2 separate regions of the Homo sapiens genome follow, and region 2 is linked to region 1. Evidence: chromatin contacts called from ENCODE Hi-C or POLR2A ChIA-PET data. All regions are on one chromosome and are shown on one strand. The core of a region is the stretch at or near the end of the contact, and the rest is flanking DNA. Distances in the headings are between cores, read along the strand shown.

Evidence for each region. Hi-C counts contacts between places; a loop is a spot of excess contacts on that map. ChIA-PET counts read pairs that join two places held with the same protein, here RNA polymerase II (POLR2A). Pooled maps may share reads with other maps.
Region 2: a map of naive thymus-derived CD4-positive, alpha-beta T cell shows a loop between it and region 1 (4-fold over the local background). The contact joins the enhancer-like site here to the promoter of PSMG2 in region 1. A Hi-C loop is called at or near these places in 1 of 168 maps with a recorded cell type or tissue (naive thymus-derived CD4-positive, alpha-beta T cell), 2 of 37 single-sample maps with no recorded cell type and 10 of 50 pooled maps. POLR2A ChIA-PET finds 5 or more read pairs at or near these places in 1 of 52 experiments (OCI-LY7).

What each region holds. Positions count from the first base shown.
Region 1 is chr18:12,700,510-12,707,470 of GRCh38, forward strand. It overlaps PSMG2 (proteasome assembly chaperone 2), which reads left to right and starts at 2,533. Exons shown (of 7, transcript NM_020232.5): 1 at 2,533-2,655; 2 at 6,041-6,212. The coding sequence starts at 2,599. It overlaps CEP76 (centrosomal protein 76), which reads right to left and starts at 2,214. Exons shown (of 12, transcript NM_024899.4): 1 at 1,977-2,214; 2 at 449-604. The coding sequence starts at 2,039. RefSeq lists enhancers at 1,359-2,256, 1,542-1,841, 1,852-1,901.
Region 2 is chr18:13,612,295-13,619,255 of GRCh38, forward strand. All of the region lies in intron 4 of LDLRAD4 (low density lipoprotein receptor class A domain containing 4), which reads left to right. Among named protein-coding and RNA genes, the nearest start is that of MIR4526, 4.7 kb to the left of the region's middle. RefSeq lists enhancers at 1,500-2,017, 2,957-3,006, 3,037-3,106, 4,044-4,545, 4,167-4,216 and 2 more. Within about 2 kb of position 3,222, at least 8 of the 41 ENCODE cell types and tissues checked have a DNase peak (open chromatin) inside an H3K27ac peak, as active enhancers do; they include OCI-LY7, where a contact is called at or near this core.

The DNA of each region.
Region 1 (6,961 bases), core at 1,283-3,782:
GATTTGAGGACTCTTATGCAGTCAATTATTTTCTTAAAGAAATTTGTAATTTGTTAATCATAGAGAATATAATCCCAAAAGAGTGCTTATTTTAAAAATACGCTTAATCTAAAAAAGTTACAGATCATAATGAAAAAGAACTTTGTTATGGTGAACTAATTGGACTAAAGTATGTATATTCAAATTTACAGACCTAGAAAATAAGAGAAAATTCTGTCACTGTAGAGACAGGAATAAGATATCTAACACAAATTTCATTGATACACAAAACTATTCAGTATATTCAAGGGCAGAGCTAGCCTATACTTGAAACAAGGACACTAGTAAACAGAATGACCTTGAAGTGGTTTTACTAAAACGAAAGGCCCCACATCGGAACCTTATAAGTAGTGTTACGCATTAGTATATACATATATACTCTCATTTATTTCCCTAAAAGATTACTCACAGTAACAAAATTAAGTTCTTTCATCACATCGTCAATGATTCCTCGACGTCTAAGGGCTTTGATCAAATCTTCTGTTGATAAATGCTGTTGATCAGGTGCCAATTCTTCCCGTATAGTCTCAGCAAGGATTTCTCTTATTCTACCATGGACATCCATCTATGTAGAAAACTCATATTACAATTTATAACATCACAAAGCAGTCAAATACTGCTTCTGAAGTTTTAAGGTTCTCCAGCTAACAGTAAATGCACAATTGTTACCACAATTGAATGGGAACAAAGGTAAGCTTTTAAAGAATGAATCTTTTGAGTACAAATTCTAGAAATAGTCTCCACTGGTTATCTGGCACCTTTGTTACCATTTCTCCACAAACAACACTCAACCAAAAGGAATCTTCTGAGAGGGAGTATAGTATAATCAGAAGAACACGGACTGGGAGTAGGCAGATCAAAGTATGATCTTATTACTTTCATACTTTGATCTGCCTAATGATAAGGGAATCTTACCAGCTTTCAACTTAGTAGATGTGTAACCTCAAGCCAACTTATTTACCCTTTATAAATCTGTTTCGTCACCGATAAGAATGGAAAAACCTAGTGTAGTGCCCTCTCACGATAGTGTTGTGAGGATTAAAGATACTAGACAGCACAAAGCCTGGCACACAAGGGCACCATAAATGGTCGCTTTTATCACTTCAGCATCTTGCACTCAGTCGAGCGAGCGCTGCAGAAACTGGAGGTTCTTCTGGAGCTCCGAAATATTAACAAATTCCGTCATTACAAACCCTTTAGTAACTTCTCTTCCATGACTTATTTGAGAATTGCTGATTGAAGCTCCTGGTTCAACTTCGCTGATACCCACATGTTTCAGCGGTAAAGAAACCCTGATATCTGCCGGGCGCGGAGGCTCACGCCTGTAATCCCAGCACTTTAGGAGGCCGAGGCGGCCGGATCACGAAGTCAGGAGTTCGGGACCAGCCACACCAACATGGTGAAACCGTCTCTACTAAAAATACAAAAATTAGCCGAGCGTGGTGGCGCGCGCCTGTAATCCCAGCTACTCGGGAGGCTGAGGCGGAGAATCGCTTAAACCTGGGAGGCGGAGGTTGCAGTGAGCCGAGATCGTGCCACTGCACTCCAGCCTGGGCAACAGAGAGACTCCGTCTCAAGAAAGAAAAAAAACCTGATATCTTACAGCAGAATATAAACCTCCAAATACAACTTACACTCGATCCGACTTCCAGAAGTCGCTCGCTAAGCGCTTCATTCTCACGGCCGTCCTAAAACGCCAAGACCGCTCGTTCTATCGCCCCAGACTCTTGCTAGCACCTGCTCGGCTCGTTTTCTTTCTCGGAGACGAGGACGCTCTCCTGCCTCAAACTCAAAGCTCTGCCTACTCTGCGTTGCGCACCCCACAATCCTCGCTACAGTCCCGGCAAGCAGATGCCGCTGTCGGCCCGGGGCCGCCGGGCAGGAGGGAAAGGTTATGGGTCGGCCCGGCGGTCTCTCCCAGCACCCGCGACTCTCACCTTGCTCAGCTGCTGGTGGATGAGCTGCTTCAGCTCGGAGGCTTTCTCCGGAGGCAGCGACATGCTGGCAGCCGGCGTCTCCCCGCCGCTTCTCCCCGCCTCAGATGCCCTAACTGCGCGGCCCCGGCCGGGCCAGGGAGCGTTAGGAGCGACTGGAGCACAAAGCGCCGCAGCCGTTCGCCTAGCGCAGCTCCCGGGGGACGCAACGCCGCGTCAGGCCGGGGGCTGACCTGGAAATGAGGCCCCGGCGGCGGCGGCGCCAACTGTTTTCAAACAGTGGCGGACAAACAGGGCTTGGGGCTGGCCCGCACGCTGCCTGATCGTTTCCGCCCGCCGCTCCACCTCCCCGCGGGCCCCGCACCCCGAGACCTCAGCGCACCCCATCGCCTTGCTTGCCAGGGTCTCCGAAAGCGCTGCTGGCCCCTCTTCGCGGCCACCCGGCGGCCTCTTTCCGCCCTCTGAACCGGCAGTTAGCTGGACGGGCCTCAAGGGCCCGGCGCCCAGGGACTCAAAGGACCCTCCCGCGCCCCGCGAGGCTCCGGGGTCTCGGGCTTCCGCCTTCTTGCTGCCCTCGTTCTTGCCAGGGCCGCGGTTAGTCCCTGCTGGCCACCCCACTGCGACCATGTTCGTTCCCTGCGGGGAGTCGGCCCCCGACCTTGCCGGCTTCACCCTCCTAATGGTGAGTCTCCATTTGCGCTCGGGGCTGCCGCCTCCCGAGGCCCCTGCGGTGTCGCCACCCCGACGCGGGGTGTTTGGCGGTGCCTTGGGAGAAATAGGGCACTAGTTTCTATTTCATGTTTTCGGCCGGAAAAAACAGGGAGGTTGTAGCCGGAGGCAGCCGTCCAAACAGAACCTTTGTCGGCTGTAAAACCAAACGTAGTCAAGTCTACAATTTGTAGTCTCTGTTTCCTGTAAAACGTGATGTGTTCGTACGTTCTAGATACACTGTACTTATGTTTTGCAGGGCATCCTTCAGTTTTATCCTAGAAAGTCTTTCTACGACTAGTTTTAGAATTAGTCTTAAGCTAGCATATTATCGTTGTTAACCGGAGAACTACTGATAGGGCAATAAACATTAACTCTTGCCGGTAGTTAGCGCAGTTTTATCGCTCTTTATATTCATTCATTGTTTTAATAAAGTCTGTTATGTGCGAGTATTAGAATAAGACTAGGTGCGTGCCCTCAAAGAATTTACACTGTAGTTGGAAACATGTAATCTAAGAGCAATAAATGCTAGGCTAGAAGCTTGAAAGGGTATAGAAAGGTCCTGAGATAATTGGGAGGGGAGGGACAGATGGCTTGTTAAGAAAGGCTTTATAGAGAAAGTAGTATGCAAAAGATGGAGGGCCCGTGGGCTGGGAGTAGGGGAAAGTAGGCGTTTCAGAAAGATGGATGTCTAAAACAGAGTCAGTAAGCAGGGGGACTTGAAGACTGCCAAGAATTTGGAATGACACATTGAGAGAGAATAGGCTGTAGGCCCTGTGAACCCAGAAGGCACCATTGGAAAATGCACTGTTTGGAGTGGTATAAGGCTGGAGAGAGCTGGAAGTGTCATCCTTATTCATTACATATAAAACACACAGCCCCAGAGAAGAGTGTTTCAAAAAGGAGGGAGTGGCCATGTCAAAAGTAGCCCAGAGATGTGTAAGGTGAAGAAAGTGTATGTTTGGATTTAGCGACATGTTAATGATGGTCACCTGGACAAACAGTTACCAGTGAAGTGGTGAAGAGGAAAGCCATATTGGAGTGGGTTGAATGAATGATAGAAAACAAGTTAAAGATTTGGGTTGTATAATATATATTCAGTCATTAATTCAGAGACAGGCATGATGGCTCATGCCTGTAATCCCAGCACTTTAGAAGGCCGAGTACAGGAGGATCGCTTGAGCTCAGGAGTTCAAGACCAGCCTGGGCGACATAGTGATACCTCATCTCTACAAAAAAATAAATAAAAATTAGCCAGGTGTGGTTTCCTGCACCTGTATCTCAGCTACTCGGGAAGCTGAGGTGGGAGGATCACTTGAGCCCAGGAAGCAGAGGCTGCAGTGAGCTGAAATCGTGCCACTGCACTCCAGCCTGGGCGACAGAGTGAGACCCTGTCTCAAAAAACTTTTTTTTAATAAGAGATAAAGTTTCTGCTTATGTTTTCGTGGACGACTTGGAGAATTTTTGCTACATAGAGAAACAAGAAATGAGGTTGCAGTTAGAGGGCTATGTGGGGTCAAGGGAGAGCCTTTTAGAATGAAAGATATTAGAGCATGTTTACGTGCTGATGGGAATAATACAATATTGTGAGGAAAAGAAGGATGGTACAGAAGAGTTTAACCCAAGTAGCAAAATCGTTGAGAAGGGAATTGCAGGAGGTAACTAGGCAATTGGTAGGTGACAACAGTGAAAAGTGGGAGAACATGCTGAGGGAACACCCGAAGGACAGAAAACAAAAGGAGTTGTTGGAAGAATGCAAAGGAGGAGCTACATTAAAAGGATACTTGGGGGATAGCCTCAATAAAAATTAGGCATGTATTAGATGTAGTTGGTAAGGGAATGGGAAGAAGTTTAGGTAGATTGAATAATATTGAACTTTTTTTTTTTTTTGAGATGGAGTTTTGCTCTTTTTTGCCCAGTCTGGAGTGCAATGGCACGATCTTGGCTCACTGCAACCTCTGCCTCCTGGGTTCAAGTGATTCTCCTGCCTCTGCCTCCCGAGTAGCTGGGATTATAGGCATGCACCACCACGCCCAGCTAATTTTGTATTTTTGGTAGAGACAGGGTTTCACCATGTAGGCCAGGCTGGTCTCAAACTCCTAACCTCAGGTGATCCACCTGCCTCGGCCTCCCAAAGTGCTGGGATTACAGGCATGAGACACCATGCCCGGCGCCCTTTTCTAAAATACAAAATATGGGGAAAAATTTGGGCAAAAGTTTATAGTTTTGGACATGTGGAATGTGAGTTTCCTGTGACCTAACCATGTGGAGACGTCCATTAGGTTGTGGAGCTCCTACGTGTTCTGGGATGTAGGTAGGGATTTGGCAGCTTCATTATTTTAAGTCATGGGAAAAAGAGAGAGAGAGAGAGAGAGAGAGAGAGAGAGTGTGTGTGTGTGTGTGTGTGTGTGTGTTTAGTGTGAAAAGATCACTTCAACCTTTCGGAATGGGTAAAGAGGCACTAATAAAGCAAATGGTAAGCAGACCCAAGAGTGCTTCTGTTCATACCTCGAAGCCTTTACACTTGCTTTCCCACTGCCTGGAATGTTCTTTCCCAGATCTCTGTACGGCTGTCTCCTTTACCTTTTTCAGGTCTCTAGTCATTTGTCACCTAGGGTGAGTCTTTCCTCGAACACTCTACTTAAAATTGCAATCAACCATGTACACACATCCTCACACTCACTTTATTTTTCTCCGTAGCAATTACCACTGTATATTTTAGTGTTTGTTTTGTTTATTACAGGTAAACCACTCTCACTGGAATGGAAGTTCCATGAGGGCATGAACTTTTGTTGGTTTATTTTACTGCATTCCCAGTGCCTAGAGCAACAATTGACATATAGTAGGCATTCAATAAGTATTTGTTAAATAGTCTCAAAGGTGGAGGAGGCCCCAGCAGTTGTAGTTAATGAAAATCAATATCTAGCTATGATGTTATGATGCTTTCAGTACTAATATAACTATTGTATTCTGTCTAAACTTTTTGAAGTGCTGTGGGCCAGGCGTGTTGGCTCACGCCTGTAATCCCAGCACTTTGGGAGGCTGAGGCGGGTGGATCACCTGAGGTCGGTGGATCACCTGAGGTCAGGAGTTTGAGACCAGCCTGGCCAACATGGTGAAACTCCGTCTCTACTAAAAATACAAAAATTAGCTGGGTGTGGTGGTGCGCGCCTATAATCTCAGCTACTCAGGAGGCTGAGGCAGGAGAATTGCTTCAAGCCAGGAGGCAGAGGCTGCAGTGAGCCAAGATCACGCCACTGTACTCCAGCCTGGGAGACAGAGGCAGACTCTGTTTCAAAAAATAAAATAAAGTGCTGCTAATTTTGGTGACTTACTGAACATATCTTTTATAATTTCAGCCAGCAGTATCTGTTGGAAATGTTGGCCAGCTTGCAATGGATCTGATTATTTCTACACTGAATATGTCTAAGATTGGTTACTTCTATACCGATTGTCTTGTGCCAATGGTTGGAAACAATCCATATGCGACCACAGAAGGAAATTCAACAGAACTTAGCATAAATGCTGAAGGTATGTAAGACTTTACCTTGTATTTTTCCACTACAAAGTAGAGTTGTTTTAAATTAGAAATAGACTTTATTGATAATTGTTTTGTAGCAAATGTTTACTTAGTGCCAACTTTGTGTAGAGTTCACAACCCAATCACATTGTCCTATTCTTTTATGTCCTGGTTTTAGTTGTTGTTAGCCTCTTGTAAATGGCAAGTCTTACGAAGGTTGAGAATAAGATCATACTTGTATCTTTTTTTTTTTTATTATTTTTGAGACGGAGTCTCGCTCTCTTGCCCAGGCTGGAGTGCAGTGACGCGATCTCCGCTCACTGCAAGCTCCGCCTCCCGGGTTCACGCCATTCTCCTACCTCAGCCTCCCGAGTAGCTGGGACTACAGGTGCCTGCCACCGCACCTGGCTAATTTTTTGTATTTTTTTAGTAGAGACGGGGGTTTCACTGTGTTAGCCAGGATGGTCTCAATATTCTGACTTCGTGATCCAACCGCCTCAGCCTTCCAAAGTGCTGGGATTACAGGTGTGAGCCACCGTGCCCAGCCCATACTTGTATCTTTTCTAGAATTTTTAAATTTCCTTGTTTTTCAACATGGATTTTTTTCCTTCTATCCTCAGTTTTATCTCCTGTTCTTACTGGTATGTGTAACCATCACTAATAATATGGAAAGGCGAAAAGTAGATTGCGCTGGACTCAGTCTTGTAGGTTTAATATATGTTACGTCAACTAAGTCTTATCCTCGTAGTCATCTTCTTCC
Region 2 (6,961 bases), core at 1,972-4,471, 910 kb after region 1:
CTCACTGATAGACGTTGCTGTAAACAGTAGTGCCCTGGGTGTACAGCTGGTCTCAGGATCGGAGACCCCGGACTTATTCTCTGCTCGGTGACACGGCCGGCTTCCTGCCGCAGAGCTCCTGGTTTCTGTTGATGGCAGTTGATAATTGGTAGCCACAGTCTGCGGTCGGAGCCACAGCATTTGAGTCTAGCACCTGGGGTGGGCCCTGCTGATACAGTAGAGAGAGAGTGAACGAGGCAGACAGAAACACACCCCCCCCCCCTCCACGCTCACACACTCTCCCACACCCCATGCCAGCTATAACTGCAGCTCTGAGCTGCCTGGAGAGGAGATTGCCGGAAGCTGAAGGGATGCTTTGAACGTGGGGGGGCTGCGTCACAGTTGGACTCCCACTTGCAGAGGACCTGATTATGTCCAGTGACCACCTGAACAACAGCACACTGAAGGAGGCTCAGTTCAAAGACCTGTTCTTAAAAAAAGGTACATTTCCCAAGAACTGCTATGGATGATGCATGCTCTTTCGGGTTTGCTGTGGTTCTTCTTGGAGTTTGGTCTGAGGACAGAGCTGAGAAGAGGAGAAGCTCTTTCTCAAGAAGTTTCTTTCTACCTAAGAGGGGTCTGTCAACTCAGAACATTTCCGGGTGGGACTCCCTTTAGGAAGATGCATGTCAGGCTTTTTCATCTTCTTTCAAGCCTGGAATTAGTTTGTTCCTGTTGGAGGTGTTATGCATGAGTACACAGTTTGTTGCTTTGGAGTTTTGTTTTTTTCAAATGTCTGTATATAAGGCTGAGACCTCCCCTGGAAATTCTGCTACTTGTTAATAATTCCTTTTTCTTCACCCTCATGAGCTGAAAACTGCATTTTAAAGAAAAGGTATTTCTCAGGATGTGGCTGGTTCATTGAACACTTTCTTAGGTCATCCATGTAGTGACAGGAGCTATTAGGAAGGAGAACTGTGACTCTGAGAGATAGAGAGCCAAAGAAAGTGAGAGACAGACAGACTGGCTGTGGGATGAGAGCCTCAGAAGCCACCACTCTCCCCTGTGGAAATGAAGGTTCCATTCCATGTGCAGCTGTGTTTTTTTTCTGATGCACTTTCCTAAATTAATAATGTGGAGGTGGAGGTGAGGGTGGATTTTAAATGAATCCTATAGGGGGAATTATGGCTTATGTATGTATTTTTTTCCATTTATAGCATGGCAGAGGGATAGACTTTTAAAAGGTTTATAATTGCTCTTACTCCTCTGCTGATTTTTTAGAAAATCCTGTCAGTCATCTTTGATCAGAACATATTTAGGTAAATTTCTTTCTGAAGAGATCATGAAACTCTAGATTCTAAAATGCGTGGTGAGAAGTAATTGTAGTGGATGAAGGCTTGGGCTTTCATAAAGTGAGGAGATGCCACTCCAGCTGGACGGGCTCGTGGAGTCTGCATTCGAGGGATTCCCTAGTCCGTCCAGTCATCACGGGCTGCTGCCCGCCTGCCCGTGCCGTCCAAGGCACCTGGCCTTGGGCCGGTATCAGGTAGCCGCGCCTGGGTCACACCTGCCCTCCACGTTCATCTCTCCACCTACAGATCATAGGGACCGTTTCCTCATTTTATTGTCATGCAAATGTTGTACATAAATACATGGCTATAAACAGGCAGCTCAGAGTAACCAGGAGGCTCTTTTCTCAGTGACAGATCACACCCTCTTAGAGTAGTAATTTTTGAATAATTGTTGCAAAATATGAAAACCTTTAGCAAAACTCCAGCACCACTGAAGTCATCAGGAAGTGTTTGGGAGAATACGTGTCTGTGCTGGATGCTGTTGAAGCAGGTCAGGCCGTTGGGGTCCCTTCGTTCTTAGGGCTTCTCCACCAGCTTCTAAATGGGGAATGCCAACTTTGTGCCAGGCACACACTACCTGCTGAGACACTGTGGATGAACAAGGCGTTGACCCAGGGCTCACTCTGTAGAGGAAGAAGACCAGAGAATGGATACCACCAAGACAGTGATAAGTGCTGCAACAGGGTTCAGAGCTGCACAGGAAGTCCCCAAAGGTAGTGAACCCATCATCGGGGCTTAGGAAAGAGCTTTTAAAGGAAGATAAAGCCAGCAGGTGACGCCAAAAACTGGGTATTTCTGTAGGGTAGCTTTTTTCCCTTTCGTTCTACTTGTTGTACTATACAGTAGAGTAGCCAACCCACCTCCAAGGAAAATAAAATTCAAAATATATAATGTAATCAGTATGATGATAGCTCTTATTGTTTTGCTTCTGTACTTCAAGCTGTGAAGTCATTCTTGTAACACAGGCTGAATTTTCCCCCTCAACCATGGTGTTTAATGAGTGTGAATCTTCATTCAACCATTAAAATCTCCAAGAGTATTTTTATACTAACAGTTCACAAACTTGAGGCAATTATAGTCTAAGTAGATTCCAACTCCTGCCCCCACCCGTCTTCCTGCCACCACCGCCGCCCGGTCTCTGGAGGATCTTGGAAAGAATTTACCAGCCTTTAGGAACATTCAGCACTTTAAAAGTGTCACAGAGCCATAAATAAAGAGTAAGACACCCCTAAGACTGTCATCTCATCACCACACCCGTCTCTGCTGAGGAGGACAGAGACAGGAAGGAAATGCGACAAGTTCACTGTGCAGTAGCCAAGCAGGCCCAGCCAACATGTGGGAGGGTGGGTGTCTGTCCCAGCGGTGGGGCAGGAGGCGTGCAGGGGAAGGGGCTGCCTGGAGGTAAGGCTCTGCGGTCAGCCAGCCCTGGGTTTGGTGCTCCAGGAAAGGCCAGCACGTAGGGGAGTGAGGTGGGGTGCTGCTGTTGGTAGGGTAGGAAGTGACCTCGCAGGGTGGGGCCAGGGCTTCGTGGCCAGTGGGCGGCCATTTCTGTGACATTGCAATGTTCTGCGTGGATCGTTTTCTGGATTCCTGCCAAGGTGTTTACTTGGCCTGGGGAAAGAGAGGAACGCATGAGGGGCCCAGACCTTGCCCCCTGACCCATGATAGGGTCTTTGAGGGCATACATAACACATCTGGAGCTTAAAAAGAATTAAACTGTAGAAATAAGACTTCAGTGAAGGATAATATATTAGTGGAGGAAAGACCAAATGGAAGATGGTGTTAACCATCCCACAAATAGAAATGAGTGTTATATTAGGAGCCTAAGGTGGGACAACCACACTTCCCCAGAGCTCTTTAAAAATAGCGCAGACACTCATGCCTCTAGTATGATTCAGTTCAGCTCCTCATTGAACCAGGGAAGAGACCGACAGACTTCACACCACTTCTTCTGTTCCTGTAATTCTCCACTGTGCAGCTTGGGATTTCCTGGAGATGTTTCCATAAAAATAGAGAGATGCCATCATCACTGTCGTCACTGTCACTGCTGTACAATAATAAAAGAAGGTGCTAGGATGCCTTCCTGTAAGTTTTAGACTAGATGTATTAAAAAGTATCCGGTATTTCCATTGCAGTGACTCATCTGTTACAGCATCATGAACTACAGCGCCGTAGAAGGGGGATGTGAACGTTTGACTTTGGCCTCAACTTCTTTCCTTGCGTGCCCTGCTTTCTAGCACTCTTCTGTGGACATCTGTTACTGTTGAACAAGGAAACTCAACCAGTGGTCTGTGTTCAGAATCCGTGTTAGGCGTGTAGCATCTTGGAAGCCCCAAAGCATCCTATTAATTTTCTAAGAATGCTACTATTCCTGCGGGTTTTATTTTTCTAAACTTTCTGTTTTAACAGTTCTTCCAGAATTCATTTTCTTCTTAGCCTCCCCTTTCCAGCCCACTCCTCCCCAACCCCTAAAAACGAAACCCAAACCCCAGGTGTCTTTCCTTTCTGTGGATGCTGGGCTCCACGCACCACAGCCACCTCCCTGCCCTGCCACGTGAAAACAGGCTGTGGGTGTTTAGTGGAATTCTCCTGTTTAAAATGACTGAGAGGGTGTGGGAGGACAGGTGGGGGGGGGGGGGTTGCCACACACCCCCTCGTGAGCTTGAAAGGGGGTCATGGAGGGAGAGGGCATCTCAATGCAGGGCTCAGGGTCTGGGAATCCTCACACACGTTTCCAAGAACCTGTTGACTGCAGTTTTCACTTTGAGGATCTCCTGGGCCCTGCCTGGGGAGGCTTTGTGGCCCTGAAGAGAGTACAATGCTCATCTTTTCTGTTGCTAGTGTTCTGGCTCCTGTGACTTAAAGACGAGAAGGAGGTCTGTTTCCACTGATGGGTTTTGCCCAGAGTCCCCAGAGCAAGGCTCTGCCGCGTGTGTGGGCCCCGCACCAGACCCTGACGCCCTCAGGGGAGGGCTTCGGGAGCACCCACCGGCCACCGTCACCTGCAGCCAGGGACCAAGCTGCTGCAGTGAGATGACCAGGCTGTGAGGATGGTGGTCTCTGGGACCCAGGTATCCCTGGGTCTTTGTTGCCTGCAGGAAGAGCTGCCTCCTGTGCCCAGGGCTGAGTGCCTTCATGGCTCAGGCCTCATCAGGCTGCCGCCACCCCAGGGCACCCCACGGGGCCACTCGATTCGGTTTGCAGGCTCCTGAGGACAGTGTTCCTGCTCCCACAGCCTCTGAGCATGCCCATGAACTTGACCTGCCCCAGGCACCATGCCACTAGGGTGCCCGTGAACCCCCAGGGCCGACGCTCATCCATGTGCTGTAGATGCACCTGCCACGGCTGGGCATGACTCATATTTGGAGCCTCAGGGCAACAGCATGGTGCAGGTGTCCCAGCAGGGCAGGGCGGTACCTGTGTGTGGCAGGTTTATAAGAAAGCAGTCCCCTTAAAAAGAAAGATGGTGGGGCCTTTACTTTTTTTTTTTTTTTAAGAGACAGGGTCTCGCTATATTGCCCAGGCTGATCTTGAACTCCTGGTCTTAAACAATTCCCCCGTCTTGGTCTCCCAAAGTGCTGAGATTCCAGGCACGCCTGGCCTGGAGTTTAGTTTTACAGAGAGTAATTCCATGCACTGTTTCATACAACTGAGATCTTTCTTATCCTTGCCTGAATTTTAAAATCAGATATATTAGCTCAGAAGATGCACACCTTTCAGTCAATATCACATGTTCCATGTGCTGTGTCAGACCAAAAGAGGAATAAAATCCAGAGCAAATAAAGATCTAACATAAAATTCAAACTCCAAAAATCTTAGGAAAAAAATATGTTTAGAATATTAAAGAGGACCTTCCCAATCAAACAGGATGTTTAGAGGCCATAAAGGAAAAAGAGAGTATTTGATGGCATAAAAGTTTATAGCATCTATAGAGAAACTCATGGTGAAGTTTCAAGAAATGACTGGCTAGGGGAAATAGTTGCAACATGTAACAGACAAAGATGTGTAACCATAATATGTAAAGATTTCATATAAATACATAAGAAATAAATGAGAAAACTATAAATACACCAATATGATTATGAAAAAGAGAAACACAAATTACCATAACCATAGGGAAAGATCTGAAATTACCAGTAATTGGAGAAATACAAATTAAAATGAGATACATATTTTTGCCATCAGATTGTCACCAGTTAAAAGGGCGAGTCTCCAGGGTGAATGAGGGCATGGGGAACATGCCTTCTTCCTGGGACAGCCTAAACGAATGCAGCCTTTACAAAAGGCAGGTTCTCAGTAGCCATGAGGATGAAAAGTGATTATGCCCTGGGTCCAGAAATGTCACTTTTAGGAGTCTTTCCTACAAGTATACTGACAAACGTGTGCCAGCCACACACTTGCACATATACACATGCAATTTTGTGGTCATAAGAGAAAAAAGAAAAAAAGCAAGCCACCTGAACAGCCACCAGCTGGAGAAGGCAAATGCCAGTATGTTTGTACTCTGTAACAGACAGGCCAGTGCACGTGTGTTCTTGTTTAAAGAGGTCTGTGATGTATTAAGTGAAAAGACACAAACAAGATATTTGCACATCGATTCCAATAACTGAAAAAAGGAAAGGCTTTATTTTGTAGCAAACACACACACATGCAACGGAGGCCTGGGCTTTCCCCCGGGACGGAGTGGGGCTTGGTGGAGTCAGGGGCGCTGTGGGTTGGGATGGGAGACTTTACACTGCACTGTTTCCTTCTATATGATTTAAATTTTCAAGAAGTTTTCATTATTTTTATAATAAAAATCCTTTTCAAATGAAACACAAATATGTAAAAAATGCCCAGAGACTTGTGAAAACATAATTTGATTTGCTTTGCTGCAAATGCTTGTCTGCATAGCTTTCCATAGTCAAGAACAGATGACCTAGAAAGGTGTCCTCCAAGGGAAGAGTTGATTCATTGCAGGACTTTGTGCTGATCCTTCCCTGTCACCATGATTTTCCTCTATATCCATGTCCATAAAGCAGTGAAGTTCTCTTGTAAAGAAAACATTTGGAAATCCTAGGGCATGCTTTAATTTGTGAATACTCCGCTATTTAACCACAAAATAAAAACAAGCATTGGTAAAAGAAGGCATTATTCAGGTCACAATAGAAATGTGACCTTATTTCTGCTCACAGGCCATGGGAAGTATGACATGCTTGTTTACCTAGGAACACAGTCTTCGACTTCGGGGTTCAGCCCTCACCACTGTGTTCACTGCCTTTGTCCTGAGCGGAGTCTCTCTGCTTCCTTTCATGCTTATCCCTGGGCTGGTGGCTGACCCCTGCACAGACCCTCAGGGCTGCTGGAGGCGCACTCGGGCACTCTGCAGCCAGTGCAGCCTTATCCTGTTGGCAGTGGCTGTCCTCACAGAGAACACACCCATGCAGCTGGGCAGAGCCCACCGGGGCCACACATCCCAGCCCCTTCTCTCAGCCTGGGGGTGCTGAGTCGCTCATCAATTCACCTTGTACCAGTTAAGCCACTTAGCTGCCTCCCGTGTCAAGAGGGGCAAAGTAGGGGCTCCGGACTCAGCCTGGGAGACGTCACATGGTGTGTGGGGGTAGGGTCCTGAGAAACACAGGGTCAAGGCC